2 separate regions of the Homo sapiens genome follow, and region 1 is linked to region 2. The links are chromatin contacts, found by Hi-C or POLR2A ChIA-PET in ENCODE. All regions are on one chromosome and are shown on one strand. The core of a region is the stretch at or near the end of the contact, and the rest is flanking DNA. Distances in the headings are between cores, read along the strand shown. Region 1 holds the start of DLX1 (distal-less homeobox 1). Region 2 overlaps HAT1 (histone acetyltransferase 1).

Region 1 (3,117 bases), core at 429-2,928, 150 kb after region 2:
GTGATCATTGCACACTCCAGACAGGGGAAGGTGCAGCGATGAAGGTTCAGCTCAGGCCAGATCAAATCCCGGGCTGTTTAACGCTGAAAGGCTGCATGTTGCTATTAGTGTTAAATATATGGCTAATTATGCGTATGAAAATTAAACATCAGTGTTATGCTAATGGGGCGCCTTCAGCTGCGGATCTGAGCACTTGAGACTACCATTTAATCAAATGAATCAGTAACTAATACATCTGCACGTGTGAACTTTCACAAGATCATTTCCCCGTTCCCGTCACACCGCTAAATTATGAAAGAAATAATTATCAACACTTTCTAATTACCTAACAAAGTAATTTGGGATTCACCGTGGGGCTGGCGGGATGGGGAACCAACATCCACTTACAGCCAGGGTGGTGTACGCCACACCGCGAGGGACTGGCTGTATTGGTAGTAGTGGCGATGGGGTGGGGGCTCTTGTGCACTTTTTTGTACCTAGCACCCCAGAAGACAGAAGGAGCAGCGGCAGATCTTGCCTCCACTAGCCCTGCCCCCTAGGCCTGGTGGCGCGCGCTTTGGCCACTGGAGGTGAGGAAGATCCTGGGTGGCAACGAGAGACGTCTACACATAGATAAGGGAGCCTACCACAGGCCTGGGTTTGCTGCGGGTTTCGGTGTCCCCCAGGGACTCCTAAACTCTGGAAGTCGCGCTAGACCTCAGGAGGCCGGAAAATGACCACCTGGCGTCGGTGGCTCCAGCAGATCTGAGCCCCTAGGCCCCCTGGGCTCCACGCTGAGCCGCGCTCTCGGGGCGAGTGAGCCCGGGGCTCTCCGCGCATGGGGAGTGGAGAAGGGAGGGGGAGGAGGAGGAAGGCTGGGAGGGAAAGAGGATGTGTGTGTTGGGGGAGGGGGCGGTGCAGCCGCCTTTCCTGGGAGGAGAAGCGCGGGTTCCTGGCTCTCCACGCGCACTGCTTTAATCAGACCCGTGCAGCCTCGAGCTGGAGTGGCCAGCTGGGCCTGGAGCAATGCGAGCGGGCCCCAGGGAGCGACAGCGGCGTTGGCGCAGCGGCCGAGTGAGTGAGTTCGCAGGGAGGGCCCCTAAGCCCCGACTCCAGGGATGCGGCAGAGCGTACCGGGGAGGCGCGGCCGGATAGGCGCTGCGCTAGGCACAAGGCTCTTAGGAGAACCTCTGTCTGTTGGCCGCCTCGGGCGCCCCCAGTGCGCGACTCCGCGCTCCAGAGGCAGAGGTCAGTCTCCTCCTGAGCCGCCCTAGCTCTGCGCCGAACTGAGTGGCAGCGACGAGAAGCGGTCCCGGGTGTCCGGTGTTAGGGACCGCTGAAGGGTGGGGACAGTGGTAGGGGGGCGGCGGCGCGGAGCCGCTGGTTGGTTCCTGGGGAGGAAAGCGCGCGAGGGAGGCGGGAGGCCGATGAGCCGCGGGCCGCAGGGGCCCCGGCGCAGACGCCGCAGCCCATTGTGCTTCCTGCCCGGCGCGCTCTGTTGCAGAGGAGCCCCGGCCGGGAAGTGTGGATGCGTCTTACCCGAGGCCGGGCCGCCTCGCCCGCTCTAGTCCAGCGGAGCCCGAGCGCCTCGGACCAATCCCCAGTGATTATGCAAGACAGCGGACCAATCAGCTCCGCCAGCTCATGAATATTTATGACCTTCGCTGAGTCAAAGCTTTGAACCGAGTTTGGGGAGCTCAGCAGCATCATGCTTAGACTTTTCAAAGAGACAAACTCCATTTTCTTATGAATGGAAAGTGAAAACCCCTGTTCCGCTTAAATTGGGTTCCTTCCTGTCCTGAGAAACATAGAGACCCCCAAAAGGGAAGCAGAGGAGAGAAAGTCCCACACCCAGACCCCGCGAGAAGAGATGACCATGACCACCATGCCAGAAAGTCTCAACAGCCCCGTGTCGGGCAAGGCGGTGTTTATGGAGTTTGGGCCGCCCAACCAGCAAATGTCTCCTTCTCCCATGTCCCACGGGCACTACTCCATGCACTGTTTACACTCGGCGGGCCATTCGCAGCCCGACGGCGCCTACAGCTCAGCCTCGTCCTTCTCCCGACCGCTGGGCTACCCCTACGTCAACTCGGTCAGCAGCCACGCATCCAGCCCCTACATCAGTTCGGTGCAGTCCTACCCGGGCAGCGCCAGCCTCGCCCAGAGCCGCCTGGAGGACCCAGGTACGTGCGCTTGCCAGGGAGAGGGAGAGGAGGAGGTACAAGGGAGAGAGGGAAAGAAGGAGCGGGGGAGAAGAGGAGAGGGAGAGAGAGAGAAAGAGAAGAGAGGAGAGCGAGGTGGGGTGGGGGTGGGGAGGGCGCGGGAGCAGTGGAGGTTTCGAATATCAATCTATAGATCCTTGTCACAGCAAATAAATTTTTTTAAAAATTCCCTCAATTTGCAACTATCCAGCCAAGGATAAATCCCAGAGCGTCTCCTGGCACTGGCTGGGCCTCTGGGCGGCTCGGTGTGCAGAGCACACAATGCCCCGCTGGAAAACAGAAACCCACATGTGCACGTATTAGTCTCGGTAATTATTTATTGCGTAGCGCTATAAACAATGTATGCAATTAAGGGTAATTAAACCTCAACTACCGCCTGCAAAAATAGCAAACTTTCCCTGCAAAGGCAGGAGCTGAGCTCCTGGGAACGGCTCTATCCCTCCTGCAGCGTCCCGGGACAGGCCCTCGGATTTTGGGGGACCCTTCCCTGGCTTTCAGAGTTTCTTGAACGTTCTCTCCCTGGTGCTGCCTCCGCCACCCTTCGGTAGCCACTCGCTCTCGGCTGTTCGCACTAAAGGCGGCCCCTCGTATTAACAACGGGCCCTACTTCTGCTGTCCCTCCAGGGGCGGACTCGGAGAAGAGCACGGTGGTGGAAGGCGGTGAAGTGCGCTTCAATGGCAAGGGAAAAAAGATCCGTAAACCCAGGACGATTTATTCCAGTTTGCAGTTGCAGGCTTTGAACCGGAGGTTCCAGCAAACTCAGTACCTAGCTCTGCCGGAGAGGGCGGAGCTCGCGGCCTCTTTGGGACTCACACAGACTCAGGTACCTCGCCGCTGCCGCTCCGTTCTGCCACGCAGGCTTTCCGCGGCCGGCCTGCGCCCGGGTCTTCATTTGTTGCTCGCTGGGACTCAGGG
Region 2 (3,097 bases), core at 474-2,973:
CAGGCATGGTGGCTCACACTTATAATCCCAGCACTTTGGGAGGCCAAGGTAGGAGGATTGCTTAAGGCTAGAGGAGTTCAAAACCAGTCTGGGCAACATAGCAAGACTCTGTCTCTACAAAAGAAAGAAAGAAGCAACAGTAAATATATTCAAAAGGAAGAATCATTGCAGGCCCTATGTTCTATATAGCAGCAGTCCCCAACTTTTTTGGCACCAGGGACCAGTTTAGTGGAAGACAATTTTTCTTCAGACCAGGGAGGGAGGTTTGCGGGGAATGGTTTTGGGATGATTCAAGCGCATTACATTCATTGTACACTTTTTCTATTTACATTGTAATTATAATGAAATTATTATACACCTCACTGTGGAATCAGTGGAAACCCTGAGCTTGTTTTCCTGCAACTAGACAGTTCCATCTGGGGGTGATGGATACAGTGACACCTGAAGTGTATTGCTTATGTCCAGTCTACTCTGTAATCTCGTTTTGGTTGCTGTCATTGCAGAAAACCCTGCCTCACAAGGATAAGATGTTGAGAATGGAAGCAGGCTTTTCAGTACTTTTCTGGCAATCTCAGGATGTTCTGCCTTGATTTTAATCCAGAACATAAGGAGATTTGAAGTTGTCTGAAACATATTTTTTTTTTTTGAGACAGGGTCTTGCTCTATTGTCCACACTACAGTGCAGTGGTGCAGTCTCAGCTCACTGCAACCTCCACTTCCTGGATTCAAGTGATTCTCGTGCCTCAGCCTCCCAAGTAGCTGGGACTATGGGTGTATACCACCAAACCCCACTAATTTTTGTAATTTTAGTAGAGACGGGGTTTCGCCATGTTGCTCAGGCTGGTCTTGAACCCCTGGACTCAAGCAATTCGCCTGCCTTGGCCTCCCAAAGTGCTGGGATTATAGATGTGAGCCACCAGGCCCGGCTTCAAACACACTTTTAAGGCCACCTTCATTTGCTGTCTTAAGCAGTTGACCCTATTCCAGCACGGATAAAGTCGATTCACCTGACTTATTCAAAAATGGGTCACGGATCCATTCCTTCCCAGTTCAGGGTTCTTTTGTGGTTGGGAATTAATGCTCAAACTCTTTTGAAAGCTGAGATAGGTGATCGTGCACCAGCTGGAAGTAAGAGGACCCTGTGAGCCAGGGCCTTTCAAAATCTCTGCTAATGTTTGAAACATGTCAACAAACCCAGTGTTCGCTCGTCACCCTAATACTTCTGCTTTGGCTTTGAATGCAGCCACTTTATCTGCCAACTTGAACACAATTGTTGTTCTCCCTTGAAGTGATAGATCAAGTTTGTTAAACAGGTTGAATATGTCACAAAAATAAGCAAGTTTTGTGACCCATTCTGTGTCACTGAAATGTGCTGCCCGTGGTGACTGTTTTTCTAAAAGAAATCTCTGGAGCGGCTGTTGTAACTCAAAAACTTTAGCCAGTGATCTACTTTTAGAAAGCTATCTCACTTCTGTGTATAAGAGAAGATATGTGTGATCTGTGTCCATTTCCTCACAGAGCAATGTGAACAGGTGTGAGGTAAGGGCATATACTTTAATGTGGTTGATAATTTTAATTACGTCCTGCAAAATGTCAAGTTCAGGTGACATTTTTTAGCTAGCCAGCATTACTCAATGGATGAAATAGTGCGTAGACTCACATTTGGAAACAACTCCTTTTTTTCTTTTTTTTTTTTTTAAGACAGGGTCTCACTTTATTGCACAAGCTGACTGCTGTGGCGCAGTCATGGCTCATTGTAGCCTCAACTTCCTGAGCTCAAGCAGTTCTGCCTGGGACTACAGGCACATGCCACCACACCCAGCTAATTTTTTATTATGTGTAGAGAAAGGGTATCACTGTATTGCTCAGGCTAGTCTCAAACTCCTGGACTCAGCGATCCTCCCACCTCAGCCTCCAAAAGTGCTGGGATCACAGGCATGAACCACTGCGTCTGGCCAAGGTGACCTCTTTGACCTGAATAATGAAACCAGAAAGCTGTCCAGTCATGGCAGCCACTTCGTCCATGCATATACCAACACAAAATGACCAATTCAGTTTCCCTGATATGTAATCATTCAAAGACTTGAATAGTTCTGCAGTGTGGTATTGGTTGGCAAGAAAAGTACACATAACGTATTCTCATGCACATCCTCCTGAAAAATATATTGCACAAAAACAAGCGTTGTTGCCTTGTTGTCAACATTGGTAGACTCGTCAACCTGGATTGTGCACCATGGTGACTCAACCCTCTCTAACAATTGTGCCTCAATATCCCCTGCTATTTCATTAGTTCTTCTAGTTATGGTATGAGCCTAAGGAGGAACACGCGCCACCTTTTGAATTCGAGCCTCTCCTAAAAGTTCACGACAAATGTCCTTAGCAGCAGGCAGGATTAACTCTTCACCAGTAGTAAAGGGCTTCTTAGTTTTAGCAATTTGGTTAGCCATTAAGAATGGAGCTCTCAGTGCAGACGCATTTGATGAAGTGGTGGCCTTCAATAAATTGCTTCTGTTCTTCATGTTCATGTTTTTTTCTTTTGAAAACTCCAAAGGCTTGTCTTTTAATGCAGGGTGCTTGGTCTCGATGTAACTAAGCAGTTTTGAAGGTTTTGTGGCTTTGTTGGATAGCTGGTCACCATGTACTATACACAGAGGGCTTGGAGAATGTGAATCACCTGTTGCAGTGAACCCATAATTTAAGTAGGACTCTTGGTATTTTAAATGCAGCTTTCTTTTTGTTGGCAGTCTTAGAGTCTTCTGCTGTCTCATCATTGGGTCTTTCCCCTTTTTCAAAGAAGCTCTTCAGTGATATTTGTTTTTCACTCATTTTGACTAGGGTTAGCAAAAAGACTTACCAAAACTGTGACTGAGACAAGTGTACAGTGTGAGAAAGAGGCACAGATGGAAGTCGCAAATAAAATAATGGGTTGGCAACATGGGGACTAAAATAAATGTTGGATTCTGACTTAAAGCCTGCCACTAGATGTAGCTGTACAATGGAACTACATGAACTCACTTGCCATTATAAAGCCTGCCACCAGATGCAGCTTAGTTGTCACTTGCCACTCACTACTCACTGATAGGGTTGGTGTTTTTTT

The links. A loop is a pair of places that touch in the nucleus more often than their neighbours do. ChIA-PET counts read pairs that join two places held with the same protein, here RNA polymerase II (POLR2A). Pooled maps may share reads with other maps.
Region 1: a loop to region 2 is called in a map of naive thymus-derived CD4-positive, alpha-beta T cell, with 3 times the contacts of the local background. The contact joins the promoter of DLX1 here to the enhancer-like site in region 2. A Hi-C loop is called at or near these places in 1 of 168 maps with a recorded cell type or tissue (naive thymus-derived CD4-positive, alpha-beta T cell), 1 of 37 single-sample maps with no recorded cell type and 4 of 50 pooled maps. POLR2A ChIA-PET finds 5 or more read pairs at or near these places in 4 of 52 experiments (AG04450, HCT116, HEK293T and 1 more).

What each region holds. Positions count from the first base shown.
Region 1 is chr2:172,083,829-172,086,945 of GRCh38, forward strand. It overlaps DLX1 (distal-less homeobox 1), which reads left to right and starts at 1,679. Exons shown (of 3, transcript NM_178120.5): 1 at 1,679-2,162; 2 at 2,826-3,025. The coding sequence starts at 1,850. RefSeq lists enhancers at 99-712, 713-1,324, 1,325-1,938, 1,788-1,907, 1,939-2,550 and a silencer at 1,398-1,507.
Region 2 is chr2:171,938,113-171,941,209 of GRCh38, forward strand. The region is part of intron 2 of HAT1 (histone acetyltransferase 1); the gene reads left to right. Among named protein-coding and RNA genes, the nearest start is that of HAT1, 17 kb to the left of the region's middle. Within about 2 kb of position 1,724, at least 2 of the 41 ENCODE cell types and tissues checked have a DNase peak (open chromatin) inside an H3K27ac peak, as active enhancers do.